2 separate regions of the Homo sapiens genome follow, and region 2 is linked to region 1. A link is a loop called in an ENCODE intact Hi-C map of the cell type or tissue named here. Cell type or tissue: ovary. All regions are shown on one strand. Each heading gives the region's core, and the rest is flanking DNA. Links, peaks and the distances in the headings are about the cores only.

What was found. A loop is a pair of places that touch in the nucleus more often than their neighbours do. Peaks named below come from ENCODE experiments on the same cell type or tissue, not always from the same donor. Only the 100,000 strongest peaks of a DNase experiment are listed, where the experiment ranks them.
Region 2: it touches region 1 in a loop (5-fold over the local background); 1 of 110 quality-filtered maps calls a loop at or near these places.

The regions. Positions count from the first base shown.
Region 1 is chr9:3,974,707-3,987,073 of GRCh38, reverse strand. All of the region lies in intron 4 of GLIS3 (GLIS family zinc finger 3), which reads left to right. The region is part of intron 2 of LOC105375964 (a long non-coding RNA gene); the gene reads right to left. It overlaps LOC124902111 (a long non-coding RNA gene), which reads right to left and starts at 7,257. Exons shown (of 2, transcript XR_007061400.1): 1 at 7,117-7,257; 2 at 5,911-6,055. In ovary, for the core only: no CTCF peak of the experiment used is centred there; a DNase peak (open chromatin) is centred at 6,053.
Region 2 is chr9:3,919,284-3,931,650 of GRCh38, reverse strand. All of the region lies in intron 6 of GLIS3 (GLIS family zinc finger 3), which reads left to right. Among named protein-coding and RNA genes, the nearest start is that of GLIS3-AS1, 27 kb to the right of the region's middle. RefSeq lists an enhancer at 3,157-4,356. In ovary, for the core only: no CTCF peak of the experiment used is centred there; no DNase peak of the experiment used is centred there.

The sequences.
Region 1 (12,367 bases), core at 2,936-10,935:
GTAATTCATTGTTGAAGCATTTTTATGACAGCTGCTTTAAAATCCTTTTCAGATCATTTCAAGATCTAATTCATCTGATCCATTTTGGTATTGGCATTAGTTGACTGTCTTTTTTTACTCAAGTTGTGATTTTTTGGTTCTTAGTTGATGGGTGATTTTAAATTATATCCTGCACATTTCATATGTTTGGAAACTCTGGGTTGCATTCCAAACTTTTACTTTAGCAGGCAGACACCCTGTTAAGTTTAGCACATGGGTCTTTGCCTACTTTAGTGGGCTGTGCTTCCAAGGGCAGTGGTTTTCAAAGCCTTTACTATTTTTGGTTGGCTCAGTTTATTGGATGCTGCTGGGGCTTCCACTGGTCCCTGCTGGTACTGCCCGAGGGGGCAAAAGGGCTTCACAGTCAGGCCGCCAGATGACTTTCAGTGGAGGAGGCCTGTGGTGAGATTTCCCTGCCAGTGCCCCTGCTCTCAAGACATTTAATAGTTAATTAGGAGCCCAGTCCTGTGCCTCTGGAGAATAGCTTATATGAATTGAGAACTCATTGGTACAAATGGAACTGGGGAAGAAAGGTCAGAGGGCAGAATTAATGCTGATAGAAAAGTATTCCTAATTGTACACAGTTTTCATAAATCTGCTTGAGAGATCACAGTGGGGGTGGTGAGAAGGGAGTGGAATTCTGTGAATTTTTATGACACAAGGAAGCTTCAGTCCATATTTAGAATTTAATTCATAGTGATCATCAGAGCCAAGCAAAATTATCTACAGTTGTATCCGTGCCTTTATTTTTCGGTCATGATGGACTCCTAAACTGCTGAGTGAACACATTTACATCTTCTCTGCTCACGAGAGGTATTAGCAGAAGACAGAGGGTATCTTGTTGGAGAAAGTGCATGCCTGCAATGTAGACATGCAAAACACCACTGTTCACCAAACCCAGTGGCTCTAAGATATTGAAAATGCATTTTGTAGTTTTAATTTTCCACAAATTATTCTGTAATTTAACTAAAGAAGACTTCCTTTTTCTTCAGGAAAGTCCTTCTTGACTGTTTCTTGCTTAATTTCTTTTTAATTAGCATGACTGATTTATTTCTCTTCTTTTTCTCCACAAATGAATTTTTAATTGATGTGGGTAGAACAAACTATGTAGTTTATAGATTAGCAATATTATACAGTTTTAATTTTAACTGGGAATGCCAGGAACTAGAGGGAAAGTAACTTTTACAAAAGTAGATTGTTCCATCACAAAATTGTTTGACTTTGTACAAAATGCTTCTAACGTGGATGACCTCTGCTTCCATTGAATGTTGCATATGAGAAAACTTCTTTCCCAATCTTAGATTTCTCACATGAGCTAAAATTTTGCTTCCTTTGCTAAAATTTTTTATTACTTGAAACATCTCTTCCTATTACTAATTGACATTGTTTCTTAGAAAATAGTGAATCTAATAGTAGCTGTTGTATATCTACACAATCTGTGGTAGAAGATGACATTCTAGAGAGGAGCAAACATCTGCTTTCTGGGCCCAAATATTCATGTACCAAGAAGCAATGCTTTGTAATTAATGATTCCTCAAACTGTAGAAGTTTCATTCTGACAGGACACTTGTATTTAATTTTGACTGGGGCTGGGTGCAGTGGCTTACACCTGTAATCCCAGCACCTTGGGAGGCTGAGGCAGGCACATTGCCTGAGCTCAGGAGTTTGAGACCAGCCTGGGCAACACGGTGAAACCCTGTTTCTACTAAGAAGTACAAAAAACAATTAGCCAGGTGTGGTAGCACACACCTGTGGTCCCAGCTACTCAGGAGGCTGAGGTGGGAGGATTGCTTGAGACTTGGAGATGGAGGTTGCAGTGAGCCAAGCTCTTTACTGCACTCCAGCCTGGACAACAGAGCAAGACCCTGTCTCAGTAATAATTAATAATAATAATAATTTTGACTGAAATGGTGAGGAAAAATGGGTTTTTTTTTTTTTGTGAATTGAGCTCTGTACTAGTCTGTTCTTACACTGCTGATGAAGACATACCTGAGACTGGGCAATTTACAAAAGAAAGAGGTTTAATGGATTTACAGTTCCACATGGCTGGGGAGGCCTCACAATCATGGCAGAAGGCAAGGACGAGCAAGTCACATCTTACATGGTTGGCAGCAGGCAAAGAAATCTTGTACAGAGAAACTCCCACTTTGAAAACCATCAGATCTCGCGAGACTCATTCACTATTACGAGAACAGTGCAGGGAAGACACGCCCCCACAATTCAATCACTTCCCACTGGGTTCCTCCTGAAACATGTGGGAATTATGGGAGTTACCATTCAAGATGAGATTTGGATGGGGACACAACCAAACCATATCATTCTGTCCCTGGCCCCTCCAAAATTTTATGTCCTCACATTTCAAAATCAATCATGCCTTCCCAAGAGTCCCCCAAAGTCTTAACTCATTTCAACATTAACTCAAAAGTCTACAGTCTAAAGTCTCATCTGAGACAAGGCAAGTCCTTTCCACCTGTAAAATCAAAAGCAAGTTACTTACTTCCTAGATATGATGGGGGTACAGGCATTGGGTAAATACAGCCATTCCAAATGGGAGAAATTGGCCGAAACAAAGGGGCTACAGGGCCCATGCAATTCCCAAATCCAGCGGGGCAGTCAAATCTTAGAGCTCCAAAATGATCCCCTTTCACTCCATGTCTCACATCCAGGTCATGCTGATGCAAGAGGTGTGTTCCCATGGTCTTGGGCAGCTCTGCCCGTGGCTTTGCGGGGTATAGCGTCCCTCCCAGCAGCCTTCATAGGCTGATGTTGAGTGTCTGCAACTTTTCTAGGTACAAAGTGCAAGCTGTCAGTGGATCTACCAGTCTGGGGTCTGGAGGACAATGACCATCTTCTCACAACTCTGCTAAGTGGTGCCCTAGGAGGGACTTTGTGTGGGGGCTCCAACATCACCTTTCCCTTCTGCACTGCCCTAGCAGTCCCTAGGCTGCACACAGCACACACAGTCCCTGGGCCCAACCCACAGAACCAGTTTTTCCTCCTAGGCCTCGGGGCCTGTGATAGGAGAAGCTGCCATGAAGACCTCTGACATGCCCTGGAGACATTTTCCCCATTGTCTTTGGGATTAACATTTGACTCTTCATTATTTATGCAAATTTCTGCAGCCAGCTTGAATTTCTCCTTAGAAAATGGGATTTTCTTTTCTATCGCATTTTCAGGCTGCAAATTTCCAAACTTTTGTGCTCTGCTTCCCTTAGAAAACTGAATGCCCTTAACAGCACCCAAGTCACCTCTTGAATGCTCTGCTGCTTAGAAATTTCTTTCGCCAGATACCCTAAATCATCTCCCTCAAGTTCAAAGTTCCACACATCTCTATGGCAGGGGAAAAATGCCACTACTCTCTTTGCTAAGACATAACAAGAGTCACCTTTGTTCCAGTTCCCAACAAGTTTCTCATTTCCATCTGAGACCACCTCAGCCTGGACTTTATTATCCACACCACTCTCAGCATTTTTGTCAAAGCCATTCAACAAGTCTTTAGGAAGTTTCAAAATTTCTCACATTTTTTTGTCTTCTTCTGAGCCCTCCAAACTGTTCCAATCCCTGCCTGTTACCCAGTCTCAGAGCCGCTTCCACATTTTTAAGTATCTACAGTAGTGCCCCCCTCTGCTGGTACCAATTTACTGTATGAGCCTGTTCTCATGCTGCTGATAAAGACATATCAGAGACTGGGCAATTTACAGAAGAGGTTTAATGGACTTACAGTTCCACATGGCTGGGGAGACCTCACAATCATGGCAGAAGGCAAGGAAGAGCAAGTCATGTCTTACATGGATGGCAGCAGTGAAGAGAGAGCTTTTGCAGGGAAACTCCCCTTTTTAAAACCATCAGATCTTGTGAGACTCATTCACTATCAAGAGAACAGCACAGGAAAGACCCACCCCATAATTCAGTCACCTCTCACCATGTTCCTCTCCTGACACATTGGAGTTATGGGAGTTATAATTCAAGATGAGATTTGGGTGGGGACACAGCCAACCACATCAAGCTCCATGTGCAGGAAATATAACAAGCGCAAGAGAATGTTGTTTCTTGGCCAAGAGACCCTCAATCAATGTCCTTCACTTTGATTTTCACTCTAGTTTCTTCTAATTCTAGGAATTATGGCTTCATTTGTGCTTATATTTAAGAGCCAGTGACCCTATGGTGACTTAGGCCTCAATTATCCTACCTTCTTTCTGGGTAGCTGCCTGAAGCCTTCCATATAGGATGGAGAAAATAAGAGAAGTTGAGATGCAAGCCAACTTTTTTTCTGTTTTGGCGAGAAAAGTTTTGATGAAGAAAAGAGTTTGAAACTATCTGTTGGCTAAAATCAAGGGAGCAGACATGTAGTATCTTTGCTAGGCTTGGCCTTTCTGACTGGCCAGAAACAGAAAGGATCTTATAAATGTATTAGTTTTCACTTATTTCGATATTAAATATATAGCAAATTTTTTCCTGCATTCATGAAGTGATCCAGCTTTTGTCAACAAGAAAAAGAAGAAGCTTCCCCTGTGTTTTCCGTCATGGGTTACTTGTAAAAGAGGAATGCAGCCATTCATAGAAACACTGTAGTAAGTAGCAAAACTTTGATCTTTACAATTCCAGATGACTAGAGTTGTAATGAGCTGTGCACAACCTGGTGAGAGCAAGTAGGACTGTACTGGGGTAGGGGAAATGTGGGAGAGATGGTGTCTTCCTGCCAAGATTGCCTTGGATAGGAGCTGCGTTTAATACAAAGGAGTGAAAAAAGAGACAATAAGAGGCAGTGTAGTCAGATGATCTCTTTTTAAAGTTTATGTAGCTATGTAGGAAAAAAAAAAACAGAGAGGTAAAGGTACCTCCTGCTGGTAGAGGAAGGGCAAATCATGGGAAAGAAAAACTTTGAGAATGTCATGTTCTTTTCTGTTCTATGCATTAGCAAGTAAATACAATAGCACTATGTGGAAACAGCAAAGGAATTAAAATGTGCCATTCTTTAAAGGTATAATGGAATTAGACAGGCCAATCCAGCATTTTTTTTTAAGTGTAAGCAATTACTTTGCAGGTGGAATAAGATTAAAACTGTTAACATGACTCCCTCTCTCCCTCTGTGGCAGATACACTGGAGCTTAGAGCCTGCCAAAGCTCTCCAGAAACTTTTGAAGTAGCTCTCAGGGTTTTGAATGTCCCATGAAAGCAATTTGCCAAAAAGTGGCTAGGCATCCACCTGGGGAGGTTCTAGTCTTCTGGATCTGCTTGGTAAGGTTATATGCTACAAGAGGTCTCATGAAAAGTATTAGTATGATGTCTTCCAAAGCCCCAGAAAACCAGCTACACTGGTTTTTAAAGGTTTTTAAAGGAATTTGAAAAGGCTTTATCATCTCACTGCAAAGCAGTTTAATTGGAACTATGTATCATACCCCTGATATGTTTCAGGTGCTGTGTTTGGCATGGGACATTCTCAGTAAGACAGGGTTCCTGTCCTCTAAGTTTATGGTCTAGGACTGGCTGCATCAGAGCCACCTAGGAGGGCACTTAACCCGGACTCATGGGGTCAGGGAGGGCTTCCAGAAGGAGGTGATGGCTGAGCTGCCGCCTGACCGCATGATCCTTATGGTGAAGAGGCACATTTTGAATTAGACAGTTCTCCCAAGGTCTAAATTACAGCCTTGGAAGCTAGAGTCAGGCTTTTGCATCCAATGTCGACTTCTCTCTGACAAATAGCTTTTGTATAAAATTGGGTGAGCTTATTAAGGTGAACTCACTTTCTGATTCATGTATAGTGCAATATTCTGGCAGTACCTGGTTGAAGTGAAAAGACCTAAAGTCCTGTCTCCTTTAATACAAAATTCATTTTAAAAATGTCCCAGTAGAGGGCTGAGCACAGAGGGCTAAGGTTTTAACAAAGGCTTGTTTAATTGAAATGAGGACATAAACTCCAAGAGGTAGCGGAGGAGAGAAGTTAGGGAATCTGCTGACCCCCTCCTCTCAGTTCTTGGCTGCTGCCCGAGTTCATCTTTCTTCAGTTCGTCCAGCCCTGCAACAAAAGAGCGCTTCAGTTCAGCAGAGCAGCGTAGAGCTTGCACGCATGCTGAGCAGGAGGGCTGTCGAGAGAAACCGTGTAGTAAATACAGAACGCTCATTGAAATGCCAAGTGTCACTACTTTGGCATTTAATTATCTGACTTGCTGGCAGCTGGAAGTAGGGAAGCAAGCAGAAAAAAAGAAGAAGAAGAAGAAGAAAAGTCAGTGAGAAGCAGAAGGCAGAACTGGACAGTGATCTGATGTAGAAATTGGGCCAAGAGCAATACTTTCTAGGCACATTCTTAAAAAACCTTTACCTTGTATTTAGTGTTTAGAACTACCTGCACTTTTTGAAAAGAAATTCCAAATAAAATGCCCTCTGATTAAAAAACATTATCACTCTGAACATACAGAGGCACAATCAATGAACTCTTACAGTGAAGACCATTTTAGGTATGTTCAATATGGGCTGTCAAAGGTGTCTAAACACACAGCAAGGTCATCTGGGAAGCAAACTCGAACAAAGCAATACCAGTGCTGTGGCAGCTCCATCAAATTTGAATTAAAATGACTTGGCAGCCTGCTGGTATGTCTGGCTTACATTTCAGGGTGAGGAGAGAGATATGGACTCTGGAGGTAGCAGACAAGGAGTTTAATCCCAGCTCTGCCACTTACGTCGAGTGTGAACCTGGGCCTCCTCTTGGTGTATCACTTCTCTCAACACTTACGTGCTTCTCACCAGAAGCTTTCATTGTTTGGGGAATTATGCCAGCTTTAAAGTCACGTTATATAGTGCCTAGCACAAAAAGCCATTTACACTAGAAGCTGTGTTGGAAAAAAATTTTTTTCTTTTTAAGCAGCAGACCTCTTACTTTAAACAAAATATGATATAGGGCCTGTGTTCTGAAACCAACAGGAAGAAGTCCACTGCTCAAAGAAACTGGTCTCTCCCAACTCCAGACACCAACAGTCCTTTCTCCTAAGGTCACTTTTTGGGGGAGACCTCCTCTGACCCCAGACTCCTAAACGGCAAGTCCACCCCACCCTCTCTTTTGCCTGCTTCCATGGTACTTACCGTTATCTGCCGTTCCTTACGTTGACCCATTCTGCTGTCGGTCTGCTCCTCCCCGCTGGAATATATGCCACATGAGAGTGGTGACTTTATCTGTTGTGTTCTCTGTTGTATCCCTAGTTCTTCCAGAAATACCATCTGGAACTTAATAATTATCTTTTTAAAGTAGGCACTCAATAATTATCTTTTTCAATGAATGGCACATAAGTAGAGACCAAGATTGATGCCTGTGGATCCTACTGTGATAGTCTAGTGTTGGGGAAAACAGGTACCAGACATCCATAAAACTGTGTGGTAAGTGTTGTGCTGGGTGAAGTATGGAGTGTCATGGGGACACAGGGAAAGGCCCTAACCTAGACATAAGAGGTCCAAGAAGGCTTCCTGAAGGAAGTACTCAGAACAATTAAGAAACTGAAGCACATAGAGGAGAAGTCACTGTCCCAAAGTCACATAGCCTGAAACGAGGCAGAGCTGGTGCAGAGCAATGAAATGGCATTGGCACACGGGCTGTGGTCTTCGCTCGAAGCGTGTGCTATTTAGATGCTGCAGAAGTCAGTGTTAAGACAACATGAAGGATGTTAGTCCTGTCTATGAGGAGTCAATACAACTTTGGCTACACCACTGAAGGTTGACCAGAACAGTGAGGGAGACTTGCAGGGATTGGGTCCAGAGAATGTTCAGGTTATTCTGGGGAGTGATGAATAGCATTGCAGAGGAAGTGGAGATAGAATTGAGGATTTGAATGATGCTGTGAAAGTGGTAGTAACAGGTTTAGAGTGTTTTGTCAGGATCTGATCCAGGAGAAGATGCTTCTAAGAAACATATTCTCTACCCATTAGAACAGTGATATAATATATGGTTTTCCCTAAGTATCCATGCAAAATTGGTTCCAGGACCCCATGAGGATACCAAAATCCATGGGTGCCCAAATGTGTGATATAAAATGGTATAGGATTTGCATACAACCTACACACATCCTGTATACATCAGATAATCTCTAGATTATTTATAATACCTAATGTAATGTAAATAGTTGTTATACTGTATTTTTTATTTGTATTATTTTTATCGTTGTATTTTTAAAAAATATTTCTAATCTGAGGGTTGGTTTTGTGCACATGTGGAACTCAAGGATGTAGAGTGCTGACTGCATATGAAATCTTTTTTAAAAATGCAGATACTTAGACTTGGGAGTGCCAGCTCTAATAATTTATCCTAAGATAATTTATTCGAATATAATAATCAAATTATATAGTGTGTGTGTATAATACATACTCATATATAGAAAGTACATGTTCATGTACTCTGTATTAGTATTTATATATATATATACACACATATACACATAACATTGCAAAATAATCTGAGATTATCTGAATGTCCAGCAAGAGGGGATTGATTCAGTAATGTATGGATTATTTATACAATGCAATAGTATATAATTGTTAAAATGATGACATTGGTATATATTTATTGATATGGAAAATAATACCCATATTATTAAGCAGAAATATTAAGCAGAAATCTTTACAGTATGTATAGAATGGTTTTATTTTTTAAAGAAAAGTGTACACACATATTCCCATCAAAGTGTGGAAGATATATACCAATATAGTAATAGTTTCTATATACTAATAGTGTTTATTTATGTAATATTTATTCAGCCAATGTTTTTCTTCATGTAACAAGAATCAATGGAAAGGAATACAATGACAACTCTTCATTATCCCCACCCAGTTTAAAAAAAAAAAAGGTTTAGACTTTGGCCAGTTTTTCACTCTGAGATTACCATCCGCTTTCCTGTACCATCTGTGCAGAGGAGTGTCCACAGTTAAATGGGAACTTCTACAGCGGGCTTCACCCTTCATCCCAAATTGAGTCCTCCCTTCATTCTCTGGGAGCTTTTCATGAGAAAGATCCATTTGCTTGTCAGTACTCAACCAAGACCTCCCATTTGTCTCTCAGGTTTGGAGCAGCGGAGGGTGCACCCAGCGGTGTCAACTGGCCTTTCGCTGTCATGAAATATTACCATTTCACACTCACAAATAAAAGTTAGCAGCATTTCATTGCTGCGTGGTGTGAAATTAGACCTCCTCACCAGCTGGATGCAACAGCCTGCTGTAGAAATGGTGATGACTGCTAGTGTTCCTGGTTCAATTCAATTAAGAATATTTTTTTCTCCTCTTTGGTGAAAGGGGTAGTCAAGATGAATGCCTTGCAAACTTCTGAAATATGTACTTGTATAAAAGAACTATTAAAGTAAAGTAACATCTCTATGATCTTTGAACTAAGCCGTCATTCTGCCATTATTGATGTGGCTGCTTTAAGCCGTCTAATTAAAATCGGAGTGACAGATTTGTTATTGAAAATCTGAAACCCAGCTCACATCCCATACAGCACATCTGAGCAGGGTATATATCTGCTGTTTTGATGGGCTCTCAAAATTGCTAAGCTGTGCCGGGTGCCAAAAGGAATTCAATAAATCTTTTCTTTTCTTACCGAGCAGCTCTCATTAGTCTTTTTAATAATAGCACTAGTGGATATCAACCTCAGTTCTCCAAAATAAATTAAATGTGTCCATTAGGGTTGTAATTATAGCATCAGATATGAGTTTATTCTGCTACAAAGAGATGGCAAGGCTGATAGAGCCAAGAGCTTTCCTCTCGGTCCTTACATTTTAAACATTGCTTGGTGTATAAAATGTGGATCTAATATCTGGGTGGAGGAGGGGTGGCCTAGCAAGGTCTTTTGTCATCTGAACTGACAATATTTCTCCCGGCTTGGGAGTTGTAAGCATTCGGTATCGAGTGGTGTGAATTCTGCAGATCCTAAGTGAAAACTGGTCATCAACTAGCAGTATGCAGTTCAGAGCCTGCTGAACAAACTGCATAAACCTCAGAGTAGGAGAACATGACAGAAGGCTGCGTTATCTGAAATTTTAGCTAATTTTTTTTTAACTAGCAGGAGCCATCTGTCATGATTATTCTGATTCAAGGGCTAAATTGAACGGAAGGCATTGCTGGGCGATTAAACAAGTTCTCTCAAAATATTTTCATACCTTTCTGTCTTGTCAGAAGCTTTTTTTTTTTTCCACCAAAGATGTCATCCGATTGTGGATTTTTTTTTTTTTTTTTTTTTTTTTTTTTTTTTTTTTTTTTTTTTTTTGCAGGGGGAGGATTTCTGTCTCCCATGCCATAGAGAAACCTTGTCACTGTGTTGGCACTAAGGAATGGGGTGAGATGCAAGTAAATGGGTGTGTCCTATTTGAAGCTTATTCTTCACTTCTGGCTCTTGCAGCCTTATGGTGATGTTACTCTTGGGCCTGATTGAGATGTTCTGAATTCATCCAGATGTTCTAAATTAATTCATTAGAGGTTTCTTCAGAGGGTGTCAGAGGGGAGCATTTCAAGAGTCCTTTTCCTACTCATACTTAGAAAGGGGAAGGAGTTACTGAGCCGGAAAAAAAAAATAGGCAATGGGACAGAAGACTGCATTTGGTGGCAAGAATCTGCCATCGCTTTCTTGTCATTCCAGTTATTTTTCCACTTCAGCCTCCAATTTGGAAGAAAAATTTCTGTGATTTCCTATGTCATGAGCAGTAACACAGATTTTGGAAGCTCTGTCCTCTTGGACAAGTGTGGAAATATAAAGTTTGGAAAGATATTTACATCTTTTAAAGATGTATGGAAGGTAACCTGCCTCCCCTCTCATCTTCTAACTTCATTATTAAAAGAAAAAAAAAATTCACATGTTGATGTGAAGGCAACTGGGTGTCATTTCCCTTTAAATAGTACAAAACATATGGGGGCAGGATTGCATTTGTCACAAATTGTCAAAATATTTTTTTAAAGAAACCAAAATCTTCTAGGGATGGTTCCAAATGTGCCTGATTTCCCTGAGCAGTGAGCAGTGCGACCTTTACATTAGCAGATATATTTATAAATACACATATGGCCCGCCAGGACCTGATTGGCTGCTGATCTGATGAGACAGCGACAGATTTAATGGTGTTTCACCTACCTGGGGTTTAGTTTTTTTAGTTACTGATTTACCTTAGCAGTTTTCACTTACAGTCACCTAATTTATCTGTGTTTTATTGACAGGTGCAATTTTTTAATGAGGGCTGTGGAAGCAGAGAGAGGTTTTGAATTTCTTGATGTTTTCTGTGGGGTCTTTATATGATGATAGCTTGATATTTTTCCTCCTAATGAATCTGTGAGACTTGTCACGATGGACAAAAACCAGTGACATAAAAAAGAACCAAATATGTTTATTTGGAAGAGTGCAAGTAAAACCTTAAGGCATGTTACTGGTTTCTAGTCTATTTTAGACTTTTTATTTTACTTAAAAGTAAGCACCTATAAGGTACTTTTTGCTTCTCAAAAAAAAAAAAAATGATGCAATGCAAATGCAGAAACACAATAAAGTACCCTATCCAGAGGTCAGCTAGGTTCCAGAAAAGTGCCAGAGGTTTGTATTCCAAAAAGTCAAATCGCCCAAGGTTACTTTGACAGATACAGCAGTAATGGCTCTTACTAAACAGGGTTCTGAAGGTGTTAGTAATACTTTTAGGATGACTTTGGACAGTGTTATTCAATTTTTAAAACACCATGCCCTCTTCCAATAAGCACAAAGCAAATCTCAGTCCTTTCCCTATTCCTGTGCCCCCCTGGGAGTGTACTTGTTTTGTACATTACTCTTCCAACTGCCCACTCCCTCTCCTGTTGAGAATCTTCTTGGCTGCTAGTTTAGAATGGGCTTGTCTCCATCAGCCAAGAAGATTTCATAGGGCTAGACTCACCAAGGTTTGTGTTACAAAAATGAAAGGTATGTTTCTATATTCACAATATAAGATTATATTGTTTAATGTCCTTTTTCAAACTACATTGCAACCCCAGAAATTCTAATCTTTTCCCATTCCAGCTGCAAATCCCTGATTTAGGAGGCTTCTCTCCCCTCTTCGCATGCCTCTTCCTCCAAATCCCACACATCCTCCATGTGCCTTATCACGTTTCTAGTCCTATCACCTTTCTTTTTCTTTTTAATGTTAACATTTCTGGTGCTTTTTGATTCCTGAATATTCACCTTTTCTTAGCTGATGACATTAAAGGACATTTTCTCCTACACTAAGACAATGAAATTGCCTGAGCGAACTGCATACTTTTACAACTGAGTTCATTTCTTTTTCAGCTTTGCAGGCACAGTGAAATGTGTAAATAGGGACTTTAATTCTCCCTCAGCTGCAATTCATAGT
Region 2 (12,367 bases), core at 2,532-10,531, 55 kb after region 1:
TTCAACCCCTCCAGAGACAGAGAGCTTACTACCTTTCAAGGCATTTCCTAGTAACTAAGTTTTTACATTTTTGGATCAGTGAGTATCTTCTATTCATGGCAGAAAACATGTTGAGCTGATCTTGGCTTTTTGAGTGTTTCATTGGTATTGAGATGGGTTCCTGATTCATTTGAGGGCCCTTTATAACAAATTTAAGGGCAGTTTGAGACTCAACGTATTTCAAGTGATTGAACCCCATGGCAAGGGTTTCAGGTCACCGTGGCTTCTACTTAGAAATCTTGCATTCTTTCATGGTTTATGGGGATTTAACACTTTTATGTTGGGAAATGCTCTATAGTCTTCTTGTTACTTGAGATTTTTTTTTTCTTCCTTGAGAAGTGTTAGCACAATGCCAGCCGAGGGTGTGTATATGGAAGGAATTTGACCCTTTCCCTGTGAGTTAGAAAAATGCTCAGTCAGGGGGATTTGATAGATAGTCTTAATTGCATACAAACCCACTCTTGTAAGTTAATTGTTAAAATCATTTTTTTCCTAGAAATGTAGTTAAATTTCTTTAATTGGAATCCCAGTAAATTGATATCTGTGATCATTAGACAGACACTAGATATGCTTTTGTGTTTCAGAAAAGCAAAGGAACTGCTAAGTTAATTAATAATGTAAATAAAGTTAGAAAGCAAGTGCTTAGTCTTCTTAAAATAACACACCCTTTTTGCATGCTATTAACTACTTTCAGCAGAACCACCGTCTATTATTTTTGTTATCATCTATATATACCTTATAAATTTGAAGTAATAAATGATAGTTGTAAAAAACAAACTTCTAGATGAGGGGGTTTTCTTCCCCCTAAATCTAATCATTTTTTGCCTCCAAGTTGTGCAAATGTGTAAGGTTTTATTGTAATAGTAAATCTATCATTAACATCGGAAAGTACCCTTGTAGAGATTAACAGTTGTCATGGACATGAAAGAGTATCGGTCCCCTATCTAGACAAATAAGCAACACTGTGATGTTCAAGTTAAGAAGGTAACCTAGGATGACAGATTTGGAAACATAACAGGGGATATTTTCAGGAATTATTAATGGTTTCTCCTGTTCAAATTTGTTGTGTTTCAACCTCTGTATAAAGAAAGAGTAGTTTTGATTGTGTGAAAGATTATTGAAGCACTAACTGAAAAAAGAAAACCATATCTTGAGACTGCAAAATATTATTTTATTGACAATTTGCAGACACCCTTTAACAAACAACCTAAATAAAGAAGAGTATACTTTCAAGGAGCAGTATTGTAATCTCATGTCAAATTGCAGTGTTCTCTTAATTTTGTCTTATGTAAATGGAGACACTGTCTCTCAAATGGCTTAGCTTTTGATGTTCACTGTTTTCTGCAAGTGGTTGAATTGGATTTCATTGACTTGTTGACTCGCATTGCACAGCCCTTAGTGATAAGTTTGCAGTGTTTACTTTCCGATTTTAGCCTGCCTTTTTATCCAAAGATTTTAAAAATTCTTTATGAATCCATGATGGATTAATTTGCGGAAGTTAAAATGATGCAAGTTGCTCCATCCAACAGAAAAAGGAAATGTCATTCCCGGAGAAGCAGTTGCTAATAAACCTGAAACTAGTCAATCCACATTTCCAAATCTTGTGCTGATATACCAGGGTGTAATATTTACATGGTACAATGTTGTTACTAGACCTTGGAGAGATTCTAATTGCTCACTCACATCAGGACTTGGTATTTGAAATATTTCCTGGCAGCAATTAAAAAAAAGAAACAATAAACCTTTTAAGGCAGAATTAAGATTATTTACGACTTTAATTAAAAATTGAAAACTGGCCTCATTTCAAAAAAGCCTTTACAAAAATGTGAATTAATCAAAAATAACCATAAAAATTCCAAGGTGATAAAGGCACAGTGGAGTAATGGTCCTAGTCCTAGGGAATTGTTTTGTTGAAAAGAATAAAACCCTTTTCTGTCACACCCTGTTAGTCATGGGCTTATTTAATATACCCTGCTTGCCTGCCTGCCTCTAATCCCCTTTGTAACCTCCCCCTAGACATTAAATGACATTATTTTGGTCTTAAGGTTGCCAGTTTTATGAGTCCTACTGTGGAATCGGGGCCAGTGACAAGGCACCCATAGCCATAGATAAATTCATGTGAGGAGGGGTCGGGATCTCATAAGTGATGCCCTGACCGTGGGCACGTGGCCCTTTCCCACACCTGTCGGATCCTACTGAAAACCAAGAAAAACCTGAAATCCCAGCTAAACATTATTCAAGCTGTGAAAAGAAAGAAAAAGAAGAAAAAAAAACTCTTCTGCAAAGGAATGGGGATAATTTGGTTCACTGCATGCAGAAGAGTAACTTTTCTCTTTGCATAATTCCTGCACACCCACACATCCCATCAGCCGATGTACAGACTTCTTTCATGGAATGTGCTTTGCAGATCTCGAGTCCATTAAATCAAGGGTTACACAGAAAAATGGGTAGCGAAATACTCAAGTCACCAACTGTGGTCTCCACAGAGAATAGAAGAAGTTCGCCTATAGAGCAAAGGGCAGAATCTGTCCTTCAATTCTGTCTGATAATGAGTAAGTGAAATAAGAGAAAACTAAGGCAATAAGCCACTTGAAATTTTCCTCAAGGCTATGAGCTTTATCAGAATTTTTCATTTTCACCTTGTAAGTGCCATAAGCAGGAGGGTTTCCTTTAATTCTAGACTGATATCGAAATGGACTTTTTAAAAGTGCATACAAAGGATGCCGGAAGTTAGAGGTGACATGAATCTTTCATCCATTTCACACTTCCACAAAGATTCAAACTTTATTTGTGATTTGTTAAATGTTTGTTAAACATTGACCTATGATCCACTGTGGCTGATGGCTTTCACTTTTGTGACCTCAAAACAGGCTGTTATAAACCAAGCATAGCATTTGAAATGGGCGCGAATGCAACACACATTTATATGTCCTACGTAGAGAACAGCTCTGTATTGCTTTCTGGCAAAATTAGGGCAGTCTATTTACTGTAATTCTTCATAGAGAACTGGTAACTTTTGGAAATCGGTTCAGAGCCACCACCACCTCTCCCCCACATATACTCAAAACCAGAAAATTTTCATTAAGTATCACATAAGCTTACCTTGCTTTGTACAGTTCTTTGAATCTTTAAGAGCTATGTGAAAATATGTATTTTCCTTTAAATTGAAGCATATATTAAGTGGACTAATAAGGCACACTTTTTCTGTCAGTTGCTTTCAGTCATGGTCTAGACGGCAGATGGTGTATGCACAAGTGGGGTGCATGATCAGGGCCACCCCAGATTTTGCAAACCCTTCTCATTTTTTTCCTTTCTTGTTTCTGCTCAGGAATAAATTAAAAATCAGTCATACTATTAATAGAATATTAGTAATAGGCACATATCACAGACATATCATCTCAAGATGAACTAGTCCACCTCTTCCTCTCACATTTTAGAAACTATATTAGAATGCACGTGACGGAGAGTGATGCTGTTACGGGGATGACATTGAAACGGCACTGATTTTTTAAAAGCGAGTCACAAACTTCTGTACTTTAATCATTGTTGATGATGCATTACTTACCTCACACCTCAAAATGATGGTGAGACATACCTGAATATCCTGATGCTCTCATTTGAAAAGTAACTTACTTCAATAAAGGCTCTGGGAGATGCTTTTGTAACACCAGTGTTTTTGGTTAGAAATTTTTATGCTAATTAATAATTAAACTCAAATGAAAAAATAAGCCATCTTAAATTTAACCCTGTGCCAATAGCAGTGATTTGGATTTGAAACCAGTTGCTTGGAGGCTTCCCTTTTAGGTAGACCCAATATGCTGCCAGCTATGCTTTCCAGAGCATTTTGATGCTACATAGTGATGGGAGCCATTTAAAAAGAGGTAAGAATCCATAATTTGCAGGATTTAGGAGAGGTTGTCAATGAAAGTGACCACTTAGTAAGAATAAGCTTCTCTTCCTTTCTTGAGTGATCAGAAAAGCTGTCTTTGGCCTTTCCGTAAATACAGAAAAATATCGAAAGATATCTACCACCATCTCTGGGGTAATGGTCCAGGATCTTATTTCGTGCTTAAAGCTGTTGCCCGAGGTGTGCGCTTTAGAATACGTTCCACAGAATGTTATTAGATATTTCTTTTAAAAAGTTTTTTTGGTCATATAAATTTAGGACACACTAAGTTAAGTACTACCCAAGGGTTTCTTTCTTGCAATAGTTCTCAGAGCCTTGGATATACCAGTATTCCAGAAGGAAGGTAACATTAGGCGTTGCTCAAAATTATTTGGCCAACTAAACCATCTTTGTTTTTCTCCAGAGATCTCAACAAACTACTCTTCTACTACATTGTTTGCAAAGTACAGTCTCAAGGAATATCATTTATTCTACTCAACAGATATTTATTGAGTACTTACTGCGTGTCAGGCACTAGGTTAGATCCAGAGATACAAATGTGTATAAGACAGACAAGTTCTGTGCCCTCATAGATTTACATTATCTTCATGAAAGTCCAACAACAGTAAAAAAAATAAACAGAAAATCAGCCACATAAATACAGATAAGGAAACAATAAGGGAACTGATACGGATGTTAACAGAGGGTGGCCTATTGAAGTGAGATGGGCAGGAAAGGCCTCTCTGAGGAGCTGATCATATTTGTAGTGGGAACACATTCAAATGACTAATTTAGAAATGAGGCCAGGCCCAATGGCTCACGCCTGTAATCCCAGCACTTTGGGAGGCCGAGGTGGGTGGATCACTTGAGGCCAGGAGCTCAAGACCAGCCTGGCCAACATGACGAATCCCCATTTCTACTAAAAATACAAAAAAATTAGCCAGGCATGGTGGCGTGCGCCTGTAATCCCAGCTACTTGGGAGGCTGAGGCAGGATAAATCCTTGAACGCGGGAGGCAGAGGTTGTGGTGAGCTGAACTGTAATCATGCCACTGCACTCCAGCCTGGGTGACAGAGTGAGAAGACAAAAGAAAGAAAGAAAAGAAGGAAGGAAGGAAGGAGAGAGAAAGAAAAGGAGGAAAGGAAGAAAGAAATGAAAAAATATAGATTGGCTGCAAATTTTTAAAAAGCATTGCAGGCCGCGTGCGGTGGCTCACGCCTGTAATCCCAGCACTTTGGGAGACCGAGACAGGCGGATCATGAGGTCAGGAGATCGAGACCATCCTGGCTAATATGGTGAAACCCCCGTCTCTACTAAAATACAAAAAATTAGCCAGGCGTGGTGGCTGGCGCCTTTAGTCCCAGCTACTCTGGAGGCTGAGGCAGGAGAATGGCATGACCCCAGGAGGTGGAGCTTGCAGTGAGCAGAGATTGCACCACTGCACTCTAGTGTGGGTGACAGAGCAAGACTCCGTCAAAGAAAAAAAAAAAAACAAAAGAAAAAGCATTGCTTTAGTCGCAATACTGTACCTTCCTGTATGAGCTTTTAAAAAAAGAACCTGATACTACTAAACTATAGCAATAGATGTTAGGATCATCTTAATTTGTTTTAATTGCACCTTTCTGCAGCCTGTCCTCCTTAACGGAGATGGCACTCAATTGAGGGACTGCATGCTAGACAGTGAAAAGCATAGCTTAGTGCTCCCATCTAAGAAAATGACCCAGATGGTTAGCATTTGTGATTCTCTGAGTACACTCTGCCCTCACTTAATGGCCTCAGTAGGTTCTTGGAAACTGCAACTCTAAGCAACATGATGTATAACAGAACCAATTTTACCAAAGGCTAATTGATAAAACGAGAATTAAGTTCCGAGGGCATATTTCTGGTCACAAAAACATCATCAAACTTCTAAATAAAGATCTCAAACACTTTTAACATTAAACATTGAAGTGAATGTGAGCTTATGTACTTTTAAGAAAGATAATTAAAAGCAAATACAAAAATTATTTTCCCAATTGTTTAAGTTCAAGGTTGAGGGTGGCTGGATCCTACCCCAACAGTTCAAGGCCTGGAGAGGATTCCGTCTCATCACAGTGATCGCGCGCACACACACACACACGCGCGCACACGCACACACACTGACCATGTAGACACACCCATTCACCTAATGGTAACATCTTTGGTACATGAGAGGAAACTAGAGTACCTGGAGAAAACCCATACAGACATGGGGAGAACACTTCACACAGACACCAGCTCTGGCCAGGAATCGATTTTTTTTCTCATCAGCATTATAAAGACACCACGTTATTCCAGGACCTGCTGTACTCAGTACAGGCGAGGCCCATGCCAGCTCTGAGGATTTAGAAGCAAGACCTGGCCCCACTCTCCTGAAGATTACATTCTAACAAGAGACACACCGGGAGATGCCAGCTTTCAGTATAGTGGGGGAAATGCTATGATAAAGTCACACAGAGAAAGCTTCTGGAACATGGAACTTGGGAGTTCCTTTGCAAATGATAGAGATTGTTAAGGAGTAGTCTTATATTTACTGTCTGAAAGCAATAAGGAGATCAGTATTATTCTTTATTACATTACAATATTTTGTCAAATGTAACAAAGTAGTTTTATTTCTATTCCCCCTGAAAATTGGTAATGGGGACCAAAAATGGGTTTTTGGGGCACAGTTCTGGCCAACTGTGTAAGGAATGACGACCCTCTGACAGGTGTTTTAATGAGCTATTCAGGCTGTACAGTGCCTAGCACAGCTACCTTATGGAAAGAGTTCCTAGATAATTGTTTTTCTGATTGACTGACTGACAGAAGCCTTCTAAGCTTCTTATTCCCTTTCTCTTATTAAATTTTGTGCATTCTTGATGAAAATCATTTTGGAATAAAAGTGTTTAGCTCAGGCTCTCTGCTACCTAAATATAGTGTCCTAAAATCTCATAACACAGCTCACTATTGCCCTTCTCAGGCACTCCCTCTCCATCCCCACCAAAGTATTCATGTCCTTTGTGCAATTACTGCTCCCTCTGGTAGTTCTCTCTTGTCTTTCCTTTTCAGCTTCAGTTGAGCTATGTCATTGATATCCATGGGCAGTATCTTCCCATTTGTTTGTATCTTGGCTCTCTGATCTGTGAAGATTTGTTTTCAGGGTGACTTCACACAAGGGCGTGGATAAGCCTAATACAAAAACTTTTCATGGTGGATACCAGGCAGGTGGCCATGTCTTAGAGTGGTGTTTGGATTGGACATCAGAAGGTATGGGCTTCTTTTAAGCACTGCCATGAATTGCTTCAGGACTTAGCTTAAGTTACATTCCCCTGGTTTTTCCATTTTCCCTTCTTGGCAACTAGCTTGAAAGGCAAACATGGGGCCCCAGAAGTGAAAGGGGAGCTAGTTCAGTAGAAAGCATTGTTATGCCACATACCTGCAATCCATAGCAGTCTACTGTGCCTGACAACAGACCAGTAATATCCTTGGAAATATTTTCCTTCCTAAGAACTGAATATTCTTTCAGTGATTACTAGAGCCAGTCTTTCTGGGTCATACAGATACTCAGACAATAGCACAACAGAAGATCCAGACAAAGGAAAGCAAGCTGGAATCGAAGCTAGAGGGAATTTAAATCAAATTTGAACCTGTGAAATCTAATTATATTCAGGGGTTATTGACTTGGGGCTCATAGACCATGGGCAAAGGCCCATGGATGGCTGTGTTTTAGGAAGCTCATGAACTCCCAGAAATTATATGCAAAATGTATTTTTCTGGGGAGAGGCTCCATAGATTTTTACTGACCTCAAGTGATCCACCTGCCTTGGCCTCCCAAAGTGGTGGGATTACAGGCTATTCTTTTAACTATAATAGAAAAGCATGGCTTTTAGGATGGTTGCTTGTCACACTGCCACTACATGAGGTCTAGGCTATAGCCCATCAGCATTATATGCATCCTTAAATGTCACCTCATCCATCCTGCAGCCTAGTATGGGAGACACATTTAGGAAGTCCCAAAAGATACTCATAAAGCTTCTTCATGTAATCTTAAACTTTCTGACTTTTATGATAGTCTTTTTGGGTATTCCTGTTATTTAGCAACCCTAATATATTCAAACATCCTTGTACTATAGAGAAAAAAAAAACACCTTTCTGAAACACTTGCACATGGGCTCTACTGTCTTCCAAATGTGCTGCTGCTTTTCCATGGTGACCTTGCTGATGTCTGTGAAATTCTCCTTTAATATCTCTAGTTTCCCACAATTTTTTCTTATTACCCGGATTCCAGATTTTTTGGCGTATGGACTATATTCGTCTCTATGCTCTATATTTCATTCATGGTGTAGAGTACAGTGTCAGCAAGGGTCACAGTGAGGCTTGCAGTGTCATTTATTGGCTATTGAGATAGGCATTGAGGTAAAAAGGTCGACAAAGGAACCAGTGCTAAAGGGCCTTATGTGCCCTGCTAAGGTGTTAAACATATACAGTGGTCAGATCTGTGATTTAGAGAGATAATTATAGTGGTAATGTGGGAAACGAATTAGGTATTTACAGTGAAAGGAGACAAGGCAATTAGTTTGGTTGGCATATTTCCATTAATCAACAGTCTTTAGATAAGTGGCTTATCCAACTATGACTACACCCAGCCATGCTATCATCAGTTCTAGGTTTCTCAGTCTTTTCCAAAATGCTATCATGAGAGACTTGGCTAATTATCTTGGAATTCTAGGAGTGGCTTTCCACTAATGGTATCTAAAAAGGAAATGAGGATTCTCTGGTTGTTCCCAATGACCCCATCCTAACTCCAACTGACTTCCTTCCTTCTTTACTGCTTGGCAACCCATTATTCTTCGTAGAATCTTTCCAACCATAAAGTTGAAGCTTTCTGGTCATTAGATACATTTCTAGGCTCTTTTTTACCTTACTGAAATTTGAGATATGCATCTCTTTCTCCATTTTTTTGGCTTTCTCTCTTTATATTTTTTCAAAGCATACTTTTATAATCACCTTTACAAGTGTTTTTGGTAGCAGAGTTTGTGAACACTTAGAACCTTGAATTCCCTGACTAGCTAGATGAGGTCTCTTGTTAACTTCTCTCCTATCCTTCCCCACCTTACCCCCAGCAATTATTTTTCCGCATTTCCCCTTCACCACTCCCTCCTGTAGAAAAAATATAAATAAGCCAGGTAGTAGCAGTGTTGTTATATCATGTTCAGAGTCCATTCTTCTTTTTAAAATTACATAAGCGATGCCTATCTGTGTAAAAAGAAAATGAGGACATATGCAAACTTTCATTGAAACCAAGACACCATTGATTGTAAGTCTTGTCTTGATTTCAGAGATGTTAGCATATATTTTACAATCAATGAATCACAGTGGCTTAACTTTGGTGCCTATCTTTCTATATATTTTTTCCTGTCATATGCAATCATATTATGGGTCCCTCTGTTTTGATTCTTCTAAGTGGTATATAGTGAATATATTGCCTTGACAGTAACTATATTTTTAATGACTGCATTTTAAAAGATACACTGCATTTCACTTAACCAACTTTCTATTTTCAGACAATTAGATGATTTTAAAGATTGTACTATCATGAACAATTCTATAGCGCATATGCTAGTATATAGATCTTAGTACATATCCTAAAGTGCTTCAAATAAATTCCTTACAACATATTGCCAAAATGACTTCCCCAAAATTTGTAACAGTTTGTTTGAATTTCTGTTAGGACTATATAAAACCAACTTTTTTCTTACACTTTACCAATGTGAAGTGTGAGTGTGTGTGTGTGTGTGTGTGTGTACACAGTATGATGGATGAATAATAGATGAACTATTGATATACAGTTCTTAGATTGCTGGTAGATTTGATTATTCAAAATTTATTAACCATTTATATTTCAATTTTATATTATCTGTTGTCTTTTCTTATTTTATGGATAATTTTTATATTGATTTGAAGTAACTATATATAACAGATATTAACTAGTTAATTGTCATAAATATTGCATATATTTTAGTAGTTTGCCATTTGTGAAACTTGATTTGCTGTGTGGATTTTTTAATCATAGAAAATTTACTATAGATATATTTTTACATATTTTTAGATTTTTCTCCCCCATCTAAAGGTTTCTGTTTTGATGTCACTTTTACAAAGGCCAACTCATTATTCCACTATTTTGTTTAAACTCCAGCTTTCTCCCATTTTAGTGAAACTACTCTTCTGATGGTGGTAGTTCTTGTTTTTTGTAAAGGACAAGTAAGGCTTTGGAACTGTGCCTGACTGAGTTTGAATCTTAGCTCTGACTCTGGGAGAAATTACTTAGCTTCTCTGAGCTTCCGGTTCCCATGCTAAAACAACCTACCTCCACAGGGCGATTGTGTGATTCAAGTGAGACCATGCCTGTGAATGGACTTAGTGAAAAATCCAAACTGCAGAATGTAGGAGGTGCTCAGAACATAATTTTTTCTTTTCTCCTGGACACAACTTAGTTAAATGAGAAGGGCACTTTCTTGTGGGTGATCTGAATACAATTTCAACTGTCCTCATTTCGAGATACACATCGCAGGCAGCTGTTGTACTACACACCTTATCTTGAAGGAATAATGCATGACACCACTGTGCATAATCAAAACTTGAGCTCCAATTTGCTTTCAGATTCAGTGACAACCATACTGCGAAGTCCCGTAGGGTTGTGATGCAAGATCTTTAAGTTTGGTGGTAAAAAGGATAAATTACTGTAATGAGAAGTTTTCCTCATTTCAAATCTCTAAGGACATCACTGAGCTTTGAAAAAGGAGACTCAAAAGGAAAAATATAGGTAGAGAGCTGGCAAGGCACGAAGACAAGAAGCTCTGTTTCACAATACTGCTTTGGGCTAGTCTAGCACACAAGCACCAGCTAGGCTATAGGAATTTAGATAATGTTTACCCATCGTAGACTTTGAATAGAAACTGTATTTTGAGATAATAGTGCAAAGGACATCCTTGACATTTCATTTCCTCATGTGTACATAAGCAAATATAGAAATCGGATTTCATTTCTGTGTACTCAAAATAGCAACCAAGGATCCAAAGATGATCCCCCACCTCTTCTTTAAAAAAAAAAAAAAAAAAACCTGTTCTTTTATATTCAAAAATATGTCAAGAGTAAGTTCCTGAATTTCTGAGTCACAAAGACTCAGACACATAGGGAGCCCTAAATCATAGCATAAATGAACTGAGGAACCTAATGCTTCATAATATTTTCCCCATCTCCCGTCTCTATCCTCATTAATATTTCCCTTCCCCATAGAATATTAAGCATGAAATTGATTAGACACTTTAACATAGCAAAAACACTCACAAACTCAGTACCACTTTTATCTCTTCAACCATCACCAAAAGCAAGAAAGGGTGATTTGATATTTAAAACAGTCAGTAATGGCCGGGCACAGTGGCTCATGCCTGTAATCCCAGCATTTTGGGAGGCCGAGGCGGGTGGATCACGAGGTCAGGAGATTGAGACCATCCTGGCTAACACGGAGAAACCCCGTCTCTACTAAAAATACAAAAAATTAGCCGGGTGTGGTGGCGGGCGCCTGTAGTCCCAGCTACTCAGGAGGCTGAGGCGGGAGAATGGTGTGAACCCAGGAGGCGGAGCTTGCAGTGAGCCGAGACCGTGCCACTGCACTCCAGCCTGGGCAACAGAGTGAGACTCTGTCTCAAAAAAAAAAAAAAAAAAAAACTGTAATAGCATAATGGATGCCATTAGCTATTTTTATTCTCCTTAGTTATGAAATAACAGTTTAAAAGAAATGGGAGGGCCAACAATAATAATCACCAAATACCCGTTTGCTGGGTATTTTCATGGGTGTTTACTTTTTCAGTCTTCAAAACAATTCTACGAGGCTAGTATTACAATTAATATTGTGGCCTTCTATTAGAGATGGTAGAGCCTCCATGCTTTGAAGTATCTTTTCCAAAATTCTTCAAGCCCCTTTCTTGGTAACTGAGCCAATAGTACCATCCAGTTGGGGTATCCTGATCCCATTTCATTTCATTTTATTATTTTTTTTTATTTTTAATTTTTTTTTTTTATTTTTTAACTTCTACTTTAAGTTCAGGGGTACATGTGCAGGTTTGTTATATAGGTAAACTTGTGTCATGAGGGTTTGTTGTACAGATTATTTTGTTGCCCGGGTATTAAGCATACTACCTATTAGTTATTTTTTCTGATTCTCCTCCTCCCATCTTCCACCCTCCCAACAGGCCCCAGTGTGTGTTGTTCCCCTATATGTCTCCATGTGTTCTCATGTTCTCACTTATAAGTGGGAGCTAAATGATGAGAACACATTTCATTTTAGAGATGAAAGACCTCAGGTTCAGAGACGTTAAATGACTAACAAAGCACATTCAGTAAGCAGTAGAACTGTACTCAAGCTGCATTTTTCTAACTCAACAT